3 separate regions of the Homo sapiens genome follow, and all the other regions are linked to region 1. A link is a loop called in an ENCODE intact Hi-C map of the cell type or tissue named here. Cell type or tissue: Calu3. All regions are shown on one strand.

Region 1 (5,000 bases):
ATAGGTCATGGGTCTTTGGTACCACTGTGAATGCTAAATCCATGAATACCAGAGGTTTGGTAAACTCTGTGGTCCCTCAGCTTCTTCATGGTGTTGGGTCTTTAGAGAGGCTCGGCATATGATTTATTGATTCATGATGGGGGATAATTAGGTAGGAAGAATTAGAGTAGACAGACAGAGTAGTTAGAAAGACAGACTGTTCAGGGCCCTTATAGCCACCTGCATCCAAATGAAACTATATTCTGGGTTGGAGCACAACTTGATCCTCTCTGTGAGAAAGCAGCACATGGCCTTCTCTAAAGATTTTATGAATGGGAGTGAGAAATGGAGGAGAGCCAAAGATAGCAGCTGGGCTATTCTCTTGGACCATGCAACATAAAAAATCTTTTATGGAATAGGTTCTACGTTTGTCTGGCACAGTGCAGGAAGGGTAAATGTTCTCTTGCGGCATTCTCCACCCCCTCCCCCATGCCTGCTCTCCTTTGTGATCCCTGGGAGAGAGCACTTCTCCAAGCACAAGCCGAGGAGTAAATGGTGCAGGCAGAGTAAAAGAATCCTCCCCTGCCCCGCAAGCCCCGCTGGAGGCTGCCGGCCCAGACAGGGCAGGACACAAGGCAGTTGCACAGAGAATAAAGGTGTGTGCATGTGGCTCAGGGATCTGAACAAAGCTCCAGTGGTGACAAGCGTCCCAGGAAACCAGACTGAGAGCTGGTCACAGGCCTACAGTGTATGCCAAAGTGTACCAAATCTGTGGCAGGAGAATATGTGTGGTCGCATGGAAGCAAAGCTCAGATGATCCAGTTAAGTAGTCATCCATGGGAAGGCCGGGTAAGAGCAGCGCAAGCCATGGACCATTGGAGTTCTGCGGGTCGGAAACAGGCAACATCAGGAATTAGGGAAGCTGCCCTGCTATGAGGCCAGGTGGTTTTGTTTAAAATTTTTTTTTTTTTTTTTAATAGAGACAGGGTCTCACTGTATTGCCCAGGCTGGTTTTGAACTCCTGGGCTGAAGCAGTCCTCCTGCCTCAGCCTCCCAAAAGTGCTGGGATTACAAGCGTGAGCCACTGCACCCAGCCTAAATTAAAACAAAAACAAAAGCTAAATCCACTAGCAGAGTCGGAGGAATTGGTTCTGAGATTTTTTGGTTGAGAGGACCTCCCACCCACCGCCCGCCGAATACCTTGAGAACCAATTTGTGTTACGAAGCCCAAATGGCTCATTTCTAGGTTCCTTACTAATGTAATCCTATGTAACCCTATACCCTTTTCCTGACCCTCAGCCACTTTTCTTCCTGGCTGAGGGCTGACCTATCACCTTTGGAAGAGAACACAGGCAAAGGAGGAACGGCAGAGGGGGCTAGGGGTGGGGCTGGGGCTGGGATGGCTGGTACACACACCATCTCAGGGTGGCTGGTGGCTGTGTGGGTGTGGGGTGCGCTCTGACCCTCGCCTGCAGGCCGCTTTTTCATAGCATTGCCATCTATGCCTTTGAAGCAGAAAAGAAATCCCACTTTCCTCTGAGGCCCCTTTTGTAATATGGCTTTCCTCTGGCTGGTTGGATTAGTTAAAATTTCATCAGCTTCCCTTAAAAAAATTTCATCTCATGAAAAGTGAGGATATCTCTTGAAGATGTTCTCCACCTTCAAGAAATAAAGAATCTGATGTGCTCTTATTCTAGAAACTTAGTATCTCTTGTAAGCTTAAACAAGTCAGATGGTGTGCTTTAGAACTATATAGATGTATTTGTGGTTGTTCAATGGTTGTATTAAAAGAAAAAAATGAGATTCCCACTCCCTTCTCCACCATCCCAATGTTTTGTGTTCTTCGGGGTGTGAGAGTGGGCAGGTGTTCAGACCCTGGCAAAAAAAGACCACACATCCTGAAAACCAACTCAAAATAATAGCAGCCAGCATGAGATGATAAGATCAAAGCAGTAGGGGGCAGTATGACACAATTGAACAGAGGTTGCTAGTCTAATAAAACATCAGAAACAAGGCTCTTTGAGACAACAAAGGCAAAAATTGTGCTAAGAGCTGTAAATCTTGCATGCTAAATTCTGGTGCAAGAGACAGTCATGGTGTATCATAATTAAACATGCTACTAAAACATAAATTTCTTACTGATAACTTCCTCTTAGTGGCCTTGTTTCCCAAGGAGTGAAACAGAGCTGGTCACCCATTAGCATTAATTGGAAAGATTTCTGGTGTCTTCAGCACAGATTTGCCTTTTGTGTACTGGAAACGACAAAGGAAAAATAAATCACCATTGTCATAGCCATCAGTGTTCCCTAATCATCTTTATGAGTATGAGGCTGTGTTAGTGCTGAAGGACGGGGTTTGTTGGTTGACTCCAGCATCCTCCAAACTTGCAGGCAGTGGGTGGAGAAGAAGGACCATTTATAGGTACTGTATTGGTTTCTTTGGGCTGCTATAACAGAGTACTACAAACAGAGAGGCCTTAAACCACATAAACTTATTCTCTCACTTTAGGAGGCTAGAAGTCCAAAATCAAGGTGCTGGTAGGGTTGTGCCTCCTCCAAGTCCTGTGGGGGTGATACTTGGTTGCCTCTTCTTGGCTCCTGGTGGTGGCCGTAGATCCTTGGTGTTCCTTGGCTTGTGACAGCATAACTCTAATCTCTTCCTCTGTCTTCACATGGTGTTCTCACTGTGTCTCTGTCTTTACATGGCTGTCTTCTTATGAGGACATCAGCTGTGTTGGATTAGGGGCCCACCCTAATCCAGTATGACCTCATCTTAACTAATTATAAGGATCCCATTTCCAAATAATGTCACCGATATGGTTTGGCTCTGTGTCCCCACCCAAATCTCATCTTATAACTCCCATAATTCCCGTGTGTTGTGGGAGGGACCCAGTGGGAGATGATTGAATCATGGGGGCAGGTCTTTCCCATGCTGTTCTCATGATAGTAAGTCTCATGAGTTCTGATGGTTATTATAAGGGGAGTTTTCCTACACAAGCTCTCTTCTCTTGTCTGCTGCCATATGAGATGTGCCTTTCACCTTCCGCCATGATTGTGAGGTCTCTCCAGCCACATGAAAGTGTAAGTCCAATAAACCTCTTGCTTTTGTGAATTTCCCAGTCTCAGGTATGTCTTTATCAGCAGCTTGAAAATGGACTAATATAGTCACCTTGCGGGGTACTGGGGATTAGTCTTTTTTTTTTTGAGACAGAATCTTGTTCTGTTGCCCAGGCTGGAGTGCAGTGGCATGATCTCGACTCACTGCAACCTCTGCCTCCTGAGTTCAAGTGATTCTCCTGCCTCAGCCTCCCAAGTAGCTGAGATTACAGGCAGCCACCACCACCACAGCCGGCTAATTTTTGAATTTTTAGTAGAGATGGAGTTTCACCATGTTGGCCAGGCTAGTCTTGAACTCCTGACCTCAAGTGATCCTCCCACCTAGGCTTTCCAAAATGCTGGAATTATGGGTGTGAGCCAGCTCACCGGGCCAAGGCTTTCGATATATCTTTTTTTGGGGGGGGACATAATTTATCCCAACAGGTCATAGATATTTTTGAGTTGTTTGGATTCTGCCACCTGATCTGACCTGTTACCATATCATAGCATCTCTCAAACAGGGCCAGTCAATTCTGGCTGCCTACCAGCCTACTGTATCTTCCTATAGACTATTTGCTAAACAGTTACCTGAGTAATCCTTTTAAAATGCAAATTGATCAACACAAGCTCCTGCTTAAAACCCTCCAGTGGCTTCCTATCCCTCTTAGAATTCCCAGGCTTAAGTGATTTGGCCCCTGGTGTTTCTCTGATCTTTCCTTTTTTTTTGGACACAGGGTCTCGCTTTGTCACCCAGGCTGGAGTGCAGTGGCATGAACATGGCTCACTTCAGTACAGCTTTGACCTCCCAGGCTCAAGCGATCCTCCCGCCTCAGTCACATACGTAGCTGGGGCTATGGGGATGCATCACCATGCATGGCTACTATTTGTATTTTTTGTAGAGATGGGGTTTTGCCATGCTGCCCAGGCTGGTTTCAAACTCCTGAGTTTAAGCAGTTTGCCCACCTCAGCCTCCCGAAGTGCTAGGATTACAGGCATGAGCCACTGCGTGTGGCCTCTTTCACCTCTTTTAACTTCCCTTTCTCCAGCACTTTACTTCAGGTACTTCTCCTTTGACATGACAGGCTCATTTCACCTGGGCCTTTGCCCTGCTATTCCTTGCATCCAGAATGCTCTTCCCAGAAACGTGCATGGCACCCTCCCTCATTTCCTTAAGGGCGATGCTTATATATCACCATATCAAAAACAACACACTCTTTTTTCTCTGCCTTTTTTCTCTTCACTTATCCGTGTGTGAGAGTTTATCATATATCTATTTGTTTATTACCTGTTTCCTCACTATAGTATAATCTCTATTAGGAGTGAAACTTTGTTTTGTCCACTTCTATATCCTCAGTGTCTAGAACAGAGCCTGGCACACGGTAGGTACCCAATAATTGTCTATTGAATGAATGAATGAATATATCTCATTTAACCCTCAACCTATTTCTCAAGCCAGGTTACATAGCAAAAGACCTATCAACTACTTGAAGGAAAAGCCAGAAATCAAACCCAGGTTGGCCTGACTCTTTCCAAGATGCAAGAATATCGAATATTTTGCTTATTATTATTGTTATTGTAAAAATGATAATAACTACCATTGATCAGTTGTTTACTTTGTGCAAGGTTGTATTCTAAGCCCTTTGCATGTGTTACTTTATTATACTCAGGATACCTCTCTCAAGTAGTTTTTATTTTCCTCATTTTATACATGAGGAAATTGCCACTAAGGAAGTTTTAATTTTCCAAATTCACACAATAAGTGGAGAAAAAGAATTCACATCCAGTCAGGCTGGCTTCGTAATGTTACTGGCGGCAAGTCTGGGCAGGCTCCACAGTGCTTGATCCTTGTCTTCTTGGGAAAAAGAATTCGGCCAAGAGACAGAGTAGATTTAAGGCAGAAAGGAGAGTTTATTGAAGCAAAGAAAA
Region 2 (5,000 bases), 620 kb after region 1:
ACTGTCAACATGTATTTGGGGAGACATCAAACTCAGTATGAATTGACAGGATGATCTAGCTTCCAAGAAGACCAAATTTAACCTCAGGCTGCATTAAGAGAAGTATAGTAGCCTACCCTGAGAAAGGTGACAGTTCCTCTGCTTTGCACTAATCAGAATATATCTAGAGGGCTGTGCTATTCTCTTCACTGTATTTTTAGAGGGTTCTCTGCAAACTGAAGCACAGCCAGGGCAGGATGACTAGGATGGTGAGGCTTTTAGGAACACGCCATTGAATAAGGGTTGTGAATTAGCACTGTTTGACCTGGAAAGGAGAAGGATGACAGGAGGAAAGGAGGATCTGATGTAATTGACTTCACATGTGTGAGAAGCTAGGATAGGGAAGAAGGAGTAAATCAGAAATGTCCCAGAGGGCAGACCTTGGATCAGTGGGAAGTTGCAGCGAAGCAGATTTGGGCTCCATATCAGGCATAACTATCTACGAGAACTACTCAACAAGGGAGTGGGCAGCCTCGCAAGTTCATGAGCTTCCTATCAGGGCAGAATCTAGCAGAGACTGGAAAGGCTGCCTGCTGGTTTTGCTGTAGAGATTTGGCTGCGTATGTTGGAGGTTGGATAAAAGGATCATGAAGATCCTTTCAAACTTGAGCATTTGTGATTCAAGGAAACAAACTTTTCTAAGACCTTCCCTCATACAAAGGCTTAGAAACTTAAATTCTTTCATGCTGCGTGTTTGAGTCATGAGGAAGAGGTTCTCCAACATCAGGATGAAAGAGTAGAAAACCGTTTGCATGTGCTGTTTCTCAAATATGCCCAGATATGAACATTCTATTGACTAAAAAACAGTTCCAGTTATCTCGCTGACATAGCTGCTCAGTAAAGTCAGTGAGCTATGGTATAAGAATATATCACTTGCCCACCTGAACAAAAGTATTTTCATTTTTAAAAGGTAAAGAATAATCTTAAATATTCTCTTTTCTCATGTGTGGGGCTCACTGAAGAAGGATGATCACCAATGCTAAGAATAATGAATGCCCTAGAAACTACAGTTAACTTCAGTGAGGAAAATGGATTGGTTCTTAAAATACTTCCAAGAGTCAAATGTGTGTTGTTTTTTTTTTTTCCTTCTGTGTGAGAAAACATATCGTGATTACTTCTAGGCAGGCCAAATTATTGTCTTCGAAGTATGTTGAGTTATTTTAATGTTAATCTTAACATAGGTTTTTCTATTTTTCTTGTTAATAAAATGCTTTTGTATTACGAATCTATTTTAAAACAACAGATCAAGTAAAGTACAAGCATCTTTGAAGAGTGAAAAAATAATTTTCCAAGTAAGCAAATACAACTTTGCACTTCAAATCAGGCCTTGATTCATCAAAAAATCTTAAACTTCTCATGAGAAAAATTAACATTTAAACCACTGCTGCTTGGCCAAGCACTCCACCACACAAGAATATGAAATATCTCCTCTAAAAAAGTACAAAAAGGACAAAACCACAAATGTGGAACTTCAATTAATTTAAAGCCCCAATCAGCAAAGAATAAATCCTTCGCAGATCTAATTACCAGCGCTCTCGGAAGACCCAGGCCGACCAGCCAATCTTCCCCGTGTTTGAACAGCTTGATGAACTAGGGGACTGATGGATATCAAGTCATTTTGTTTAATTTATAAATGGATTTTCCCCTAATACTTAAATTATCATCAGTACAACACAATGAAAATGGGAACATTCTGAATGCAAAGTCTATAAGAGTCCTGGAAGGAATCCCAATGAGGAATGTCACCTCTGTTCATTCCTCTATACAATTGATCTAATTAAATACTGAGGGTAGAAAGGCAGTTTAAAATGTAGCCATTTCTGTTTTCTTTTTAGCCTTAATTTATCTGTTCACATCTTTCAAGTACCTTCTGATGCTTTAAAAAAATAAAGAAACCAAGATTTCTACAAGTCCCTGATACTTTTAATTCTCCACGAGCTACTATTTGGAATGCCTCTGCCATAGATTTTGCTGAATAATAAATAAACGCATTACATTTAGCCATGGTAACAATAAAATGAAGAGGGTATTCCAAATCGGAAGCTGTTCCCTCTAGTAATTTGAAAGAGAAACTAAAAGAACTAGTACCTTCTACATGTATTGTTCAACTGAAATTAGATCTCTGGATTATACTTATTAAAATGTCTCCTTATTTTCAGATCTCTTCCTTATTTAATTACTGCATGGGACTGGAAGCTGCATGGAATTGTTAAATACCCTTAGACCTATTTATAGTCTCTTCACATGGGTAACTTGAGCACACTCATTTGGCAAAGGTCCTGCCCACCAACCCACACACTGGGTTTGCAATTCCCACCTGGCTCGGGGGTCTCCGACTGAGAGGAGGAAGATGCTGAGCTGGCTCCGTCCTCAGCAGTGCCCTGTGACAGGAGACCCCGCCCAGGGGGGAGCTTCATGCCCAGCTGCTCAGCCATCTCCACGTGATCTCCGGGGTGGACATAGTCAAAGACACTGCTGCCTGTCAGCTCCACCTAGAGGGCGAGAGAAAGGGTGGGAAGGAAAGACATTATATAGGCTTCTCCATTTTCAAATTCAACACAGTGATTCAGATTCTGAGTAGAAAAGAAAATACATTCAGGTCCCAGAAACAATCCTGGTTCTGTCTTCATCTTCAAATACTTAAGAATTCTTGAGGTGAAAGAGAAAGATTTTTTCACATGTATTTATTTAGCAATTGTTAAGCTCAGTTTTTTTTTTTTTCCTCACACACTGTTGTTTGCATAAAGCCAAACATTCTGTGAAATGTGGACGAGTCTGCCTTGTATTCAGCTGTTTTATCCACGCATCATCAAATACTTGCGTGTTTGGTGTCAACCACATGATTGACTGAATTCTACAGTTTTCTTATTGAGAAGTTTGGGTTTTGGATAGGAACAGCTATAGAAACAGCCAGAGATAGCAGTCGAGTGTTTTCCTTAAAATACACAGATTTCCAAGATGTGTTTTTATACATATCATCTGATTTCCATGTAAATTTAAATGTAAGAAGGGCTGCTTACAAATATATGCAAAGGCATAATGTTTTCATTAAAAATTACTCATTAGCTCTGTAATCGTATGAGGGATTTTCCATACAAAAGAGGTCAGCTGGGGTCTGAAGCAGCCATATTTTTTTTCTGCTGCAATCAGCTTGTTTTGCCTTCAATCTAATAGGATACATAGTACAAATCTCCTTGAAGGCTTTTTAAAAAATGTTTTATTTTGTATACTCTTTGAATCAGGCTAACTCTCTAACTAACTCTAAAGGCAGAGAATGAATATCAAATATCAGAACTGTTTCAGCCTGAAATAGAGGCACTGACTATTTTAATGCTGTCAGGCATGACCCCTGCGTCTGAGTTGTGCGCCGTCTGAAGGGGCAGAAGTTGCTGGTAAGGACTGGCCTTACCTCTGTACTCCTCTAATGCTCTAAATTTTATCTCCTAAGAATAGTGGTAATGCTCTACATTACATGCACATACAACAGGGAGAGATATGTCAGCAATAGGACAAGCAAAAGCTCTTTCCCAGGTCACTAATGGGTTTCCCGGTCCTCCGGAGTGCAATGGTTTCAGGCCAGCTATGACGTACCATGGAAGCTGCCAGAGCTTCAGACTGTCACAAGTTTCTTGGTGGATATTTACCTAGAACCCCTGCCTACCTCACTTCCCTTTCCAGGATAATTTCCAGCATCCCTCCAGATTCCACCTGCGTGCCTGCACCCTTTCATGTCAAGAGGGAAGACTGGCGGTGGAAAAACTGTCACAGAGACTGTAATACTCAGAGCAATTCTTGTCCCCAGAACTCCAAGTCCCGGTAATATGATCACATCTACTCCCAGACTCCATTTGATTAACATCTTAACAGGCTGCAGATCTTCCACATCTATCAGTTAACATAGGTATAGTCAGAAAAACAGGAGGCTAAATTCAGTTTGGTTAATAGCTATTCCTGAAAAAGGCTCGCGTAACTTTTACGGAAAATTAGGCATTTTTCTCTTGCTATTAAATTGCACTCTCCTCCTGTATCACCCAACCACTGACTATATCATTTTACAATCCCCATTTCCTCCATTTGTTATTGCTACAGAGCGTAAATCGGGATTCACAGTGATCAGCTCTTACCCTCTGGGAGGGGGGGATTACATGGAAATAATCCCTTTAATGTGCGCCTTGCCTCTAAGCACTTCACACAGTAATAAATGGGTAAACTGACTTTGAGCAATTAAGAAATTAAATGGAACTAATAAAATGTGTGTTTTAATATTTCTTGATGATGGTTATTTTGTTTGGAGATTAGTGAATATGAGGAAGTCACTCTCGTTTTGCATGGAGTCCAATTGTAGCACTTTCGTAAATATTTCTGTCACTTTTCTCAAACTAATTTTTTCCTTTAATACTTCAATGTGCATTTTGGCACGGACCATAGATTGTGATAGGATGACAACACAAATGGCAGATAAAATAGATTTTTTTAGGGGAGCTGGTTATTGAATGTTCATGTAAGCCAGTCTTATAGAGAGCAGAAATAGGCCACTCTCTCCACATCCTGATTTGCTCGGATGTGCAGATACTTCCTTCCTATACAATAATGTCCGGAGTATGGCACATCTAGGGCAAGACTGAGTCTTGATGTGCCACAGAGCACTAGGGCACGGTGAGGACTTTTTCTCCCTGTGGCCTCATGGGATTTCCCACCAACATACCTCAAAGCTTAATGATGAGGGCGAGGTGGGCACTGGGAGTTTGACACTATCATAGTGTTTATATGTATACTGTAGTTAAGGCTGCACAGTGTGGAGGAATGCCCCACTACTTGGACTCATAACCTGACTTCAAGACCAGAATCTTCCTCCTCAGTTGTGTGACCTTGGACAATTAATTTAACCTCCCTGGGCTTCAGTTTCCTCTTCTAAAAGTGGCAGCATTGCTGCTCTGCAGGGCCCTAGGAGAACCATTCAC
Region 3 (5,000 bases), 190 kb after region 1:
TGAGGTAGGGAGAGTGGGACTGGTTAATGGGTATAAAAGTATGGTTAGATAGAATTAAGATCTAGTATTTGACAGCACAATGGGGTAAATATAGTCAACACTTTATTGTACATTTAAAAATAACTAAGAGTACAAATGGATCATAACACAAAGAAAGGATAAATGCTTGAGGTGATGGATACCATATTTATCCTAGTGTGATGATTATGCATTGTATGCCTGTATCAAAATATTTATGTACCCCATAAATATATACACTTACTATGTACCTGCAAAAAAATTTCTAAACAAAGAATCAAGGATATATTTTAAGCATTAGCAAAATGATCAAAGAGTAATTTTCAGCCTGAAAGTGGCAGGACAGGAAATCTGACACAATGATGCTCAGGGTTTTCGGCTCCACCAGGTGCTTATATCTTTGCCACCACTGTCTTGGTTATCACTGAGAGATACTTATTAAGGACTTATTTGTGTATAACAAAAATAAATAAGAAACTAATTAGCTCTGATCTCTTTCCTCTAAATCTAACAGTTCATTTAGTTGATGAAAATTTTATAGGCAGAATGACATAATTTATGCTATATGTAGTTATAGTATATACACTAGTCATAGTTATACAATTTAAGTTAACTATGCAAGTAACATTGCAGAGAAGCCAGGTAGAGATATGCTAGGGCACACACTGAAAGACACCCTGATTGATCTTTATCCAGGTGAGACATTCTCTGACCATTGAATTCAGCCTAGAATTCACAGCATCCTCTCTACAAATTAACAAATTATATTAACACATACTAGTGATGTTTTGACATGTGTCAAATAGAAGACTGCCAAAAAAATTCCGAAAAGTAAAATATGGGATGAAATAATCTATTTGGCTTCAGGGGATATTCATAAGACTCTAGCCTCTTCAATTTGTATCCTAGAAAGTTGCTGAATGGGACAAAACTGAGATGTGATAACAAAATGAGTTAAGACACTTTTCAGTGAGTTCTTTGGATATTTCATAATTCAAAGCAAGAGCTATCAATCTTTTCATTTTAGTTTTTGAAAGACTAAATTTTGTACATATGTTAGACAATGATAAGACACTAATCAAGCTGACTGTTCATCTTTCATTTAGTTAGTCAACCACTAACTAAATGTTATTGGACATAAAAATGTGCTAAGCAGCTTGGGAGATAAGAAAAGGAAGATGAGGTCTTATGCTGGAACATAAGTAAATGGAGCTATCTCTGGGCTTTTGTGACAGATGTTGGCCCATCTTGGGGTCCATGGTTGTAAATTACCTGGGAGTGAGAAGGACCCTTTCTTCCATCTCTGCCAGGACTTATCTTGTGCTCTGTAGAATGCCACCTTCCCCAGGGGAGCCAAGCTATTCATTCTTTCTTCATTGAGGTGGCGGCAGATTTGTTTGTCCCCGTTTTGCTGATAGCAAAAGTGGAGCTAAGTATATTAAAAAGGTCACTTCACAAAAATGTATCTGATTGTATAATCTTAAGATTTCATGGCAAGTAACAGAAGGAAAAGAGTTATAAATGATGAGTCCAAGATTTGCTAGACTTTAGGTTCACTACTGTTCTGAGCTGTGCTTCCTGGAAGAATGAGCATATGTGGAGTGACGTCTCTGTGCAGTTAGGAAAAAGAGAAATGTTAGAAAAATCGGTGCATTCACACCCCTCTCCTGCAACCAGAGAGTCCCCAGACCTTCAGTGAGTTTTAAAGTTATGTACTTACTATCTGGAAAGCCACAGTAAAAGAAAAAGAAATCCCCTCGGACAGTAGACATATTTGGTAGGATTCTTGAGAGGGATGTGGTAATTTCATAATGGAGGAAACAAACATAAATATTTAAGGAATGATAAGCTCCCTGACGTGGTATGCGATTGCCTGCAGGCATTTCTAGTCAGAGAAGCCATCTGCATCTCTCTCGCAGTATGTCTGCCAATTTATGTCTGTGTGATTAAGATCTTTATTGAAAAATTGTGCAATATCAGGATCAATAGCCAGGCATTTGGAACAGTAGCATACACTCGGAAACCCCTCCTGTGGGATGGATGTGCACTGGAAAAGAACACACTTCCTTCTGCCAGTTAGGTTTTTAGGTTCATGGCCTGAGAAAACAATGAAATCAGTCAGGTATTTAGCAAGGAGGAGCATGATACAATAAAATGTCTCATAATGAATTCAACTCAATTCACTTGGAAAGCAAAGGGTAGGGGCCAAGAGAAAGAATGATTGCATAGTTCAGACCACTCCAAGAAATAATAAATGGGCTTATTTACTGTGTCTCAGAACAGCTACCTAGAATGTTTCATTCCAACTGTCCATAACTAAGGTATTAAAAAATAATTGAGAGCAGGATCTGGATGAAAAAGGAAAAAAAAAACCCCTACATTTATTTACATTATTTTTTCAGGGCATATTTTTGGCTCTTTACTTCTTATTTTTGGCTTATCTTGTTCTCTGAGAAATGTATGCAGATCTCCACCTGGAAGAGAGGGTGTGGGGAAACATGGAAAATGCTTGCTTTTATTCCTCTACACCTGAAGTTGCACTGCCCCTAAGACACATAGGATGGAAGAAAAACCCCTTAAACAGGACTTGTAGTCTAGACACTGCCCCACCGCCCTCTTCCACCCCTACTCAATCACTTCCCACCACCCACTTGCTCTGGCAGCTGATGTAGGTCCTGATATGTTGCTACGGCCTGACATATATAGTAGTGTCCTTTCCATACAGTGGCTACAAAAGAAGTGGGGTAATGTTTGAAGGGCCACCAGGGAAAGCCAAACTTTCTATGAGAGGTCTGTGCAGGAGCCCTAATTGTTGCTTCTCTGGTGTTTCCAGTTTATCAGTGCAGCACAAAGGAAGCTTTATTTGCATTCAGGGAGTCTCAAGGTATTTTTGCTTCTAGGTGTTCTGTTAGTATAGGCTTCCAGGCCGTAGGCTCAATATCACCATGTAGCACTGTGAATAGAAATCTAAAGACTTGCCTGGAAGCACAGATGGTCATATACCAACTGTCTATTCACAGTGCTAAGTGGTTAACTTGAGAAACAGGGGAGGTGCTATGAGGAGGATCAGCAAGGGTGTCAGCAGCATAGGCCGGGCTGATGCAGTCTCTTTAGCCCAGAAGACTCAGCGGAGGTTGCTAGGCTGCCTTTTCCTTCACAGAAGGCAATATGAAGACTAGAGGTGGGCTAGAGAACTGCAAACAATATTCAGGGAATTGTCATACAGAAAAATTGGCCAACTTTCCTACTACTCTGCTTAGGGAATCAGCACATCGGGTGTTGATACAGCTGATTTATTCTCTGTCAGCCCATCTCCATCCCAAGAAGTACTGTTTGGGGGTTAATGAAACTGGGCTAAACCTATGTAATAGGTCTCAGGCAGATAGTTTTGTCCCCATGATCTGCTTGAGCCAATTTGTACCTATTCAGGAGAGCCAGTTTTGTGCACTGATATCATGTTGGTAGGTTGAAACTGGCCATGGAGGGAGTATTTATATGATGGAAATTGTCAAAGTCTACAAATCAGAGCCGGTTGTTAAACATTTACCAGCACACTGCTGCCTTGAGGCTTTCTCTTTCGGATAGTTTGGACAGAGAAATTCACTTTCCCCTGGGCAGACCTGCCTTGTGCCTCACAATTCTAGCTACTCACCTCTACCTCTAATGCTGCTCCTGGTCTGCTTGCCTCTGATTGAAGTTCTCTGTCCCCTCTAGATTCCTCCAGTGCTATCTCTCTTTTTTAAAAAATTTCCATTTTTATTTTAGATTCAGGGGATACATGTGCAGGTGTGTTATAAGAGTATATCGTGTGGTGCTGAGGTTTGGGCTTCTATGGATCCTGTCACCCGGATAGTGAACATAGTACCTGACAGAAAGTTTTCCAGCCCTTGCCCCCCTCCTTTCCTCCCTCCCTCCTTTTTTCTTAAGCACTTTCTATCTGCAATACTCTTTGGACATTCATGCTTCATCATATAGGCTTGTGTTACTGTTACTGTTTTGCTGTAATCCCTGTTTATATGTTCCTGTACCTTCAACTAGAACATGAGGATGGAGAGAGTGGGTACTGTTTGGGGAATCAGCCATGGTGGTAACAATGTATGTATGGTAACAGGTGTGTTAGTCTGTTTTCACACTGGTGATAAAGACATACCTGAGACTGGGGAAATTATAAAGAAAAGGGGGTTTAATGGACTCACAGTTCCATATGGCTGGGGAAGCCTCACAATCACAGCAGAAGGCGAAAGGCACGTCTTACATGGCAGCAGGTAAGAGAGAGAATGAGAGCCAAGTGAAAGCGGGAGCCCTTTATAAAACCATCAGATTTCATGAGACTTAATCACTATGAGAACAGTATGGGGGAAGCTGCCCCATGATTCAGTTATTTCCCACTGGGTCCCTCCCACAACACATGGGAATTATGAAAGCCACACCTTAAGATGAGATTTGAGTGGGGACACAGTCAAACCATATCAACAGGGGTGGTTCAACACGGGGAGTAGGCAGACAGGAAACTGACTTGAAAGGCATATTGAAATATTTGAAGTCTGGGGCAGCACCCATTAAGTACAAATGACACGATGGAGAGGCTTTGTGGGTCTCATTGGAAGATATTCAAATATTTTCTTAATGTGCAATCCTTGTCAGGCCTGATTTGTGGTTTTTTAAAATCATCACAGTTGGTTTTCAATCAAAGCCACTCAAGAATTAGCCTTGCCTACAGATAGGAGAAGAGATTGTGCGAGGAGTAAATTGGAGCAAGAAACTATCACTATCCACATTCTGCACAACCCAGGAGATCTTTCAGGAGAGTTCTGGAAGAGAAAGGAGGAGGGGGGTATTAGCTAACAGTGTCTGCTGTTTACCGCCATGTGTCTGTTAGCAGGAAGTTTTCCTTAGCTTCTTACACATGATTCTCTTCTCTCCCTTTCTCCTACAAGCATTTGGGGGTTTTATTCCCTGGTGCCCATAGAGTGCCAGCAGGG

What was found. Peaks named below come from ENCODE experiments on the same cell type or tissue, not always from the same donor. Only the 100,000 strongest peaks of a DNase experiment are listed, where the experiment ranks them.
Region 2: a loop joins it to region 1, with 6 times the contacts of the local background. A loop is called at or near these places in 2 of 110 quality-filtered maps.
Region 3: a loop joins it to region 1, with 4 times the contacts of the local background. A loop is called at or near these places in 8 of 110 quality-filtered maps.

The regions. Positions count from the first base shown.
Region 1 is chr14:34,298,266-34,303,265 of GRCh38, reverse strand. No RefSeq gene overlaps it. Among named protein-coding and RNA genes, the nearest start is that of SPTSSA, 160 kb to the left of the region's middle. In Calu3, a CTCF peak has its summit at 1,932 (motif pointing right); a DNase peak (open chromatin) is centred at 1,935.
Region 2 is chr14:33,673,742-33,678,741 of GRCh38, reverse strand. It overlaps NPAS3 (neuronal PAS domain protein 3), which reads right to left. Exons shown (of 12, transcript NM_001164749.2): 6 at 2,357-2,531. Among named protein-coding and RNA genes, the nearest start is that of SNORA89, 33 kb to the left of the region's middle. In Calu3, no CTCF peak of the experiment used is centred here; a DNase peak (open chromatin) is centred at 2,481.
Region 3 is chr14:34,110,286-34,115,285 of GRCh38, reverse strand. All of the region lies in intron 4 of LOC102724945 (a long non-coding RNA gene), which reads left to right. Among named protein-coding and RNA genes, the nearest start is that of EGLN3-AS1, 73 kb to the right of the region's middle. In Calu3, no CTCF peak of the experiment used is centred here; a DNase peak (open chromatin) is centred at 1,955.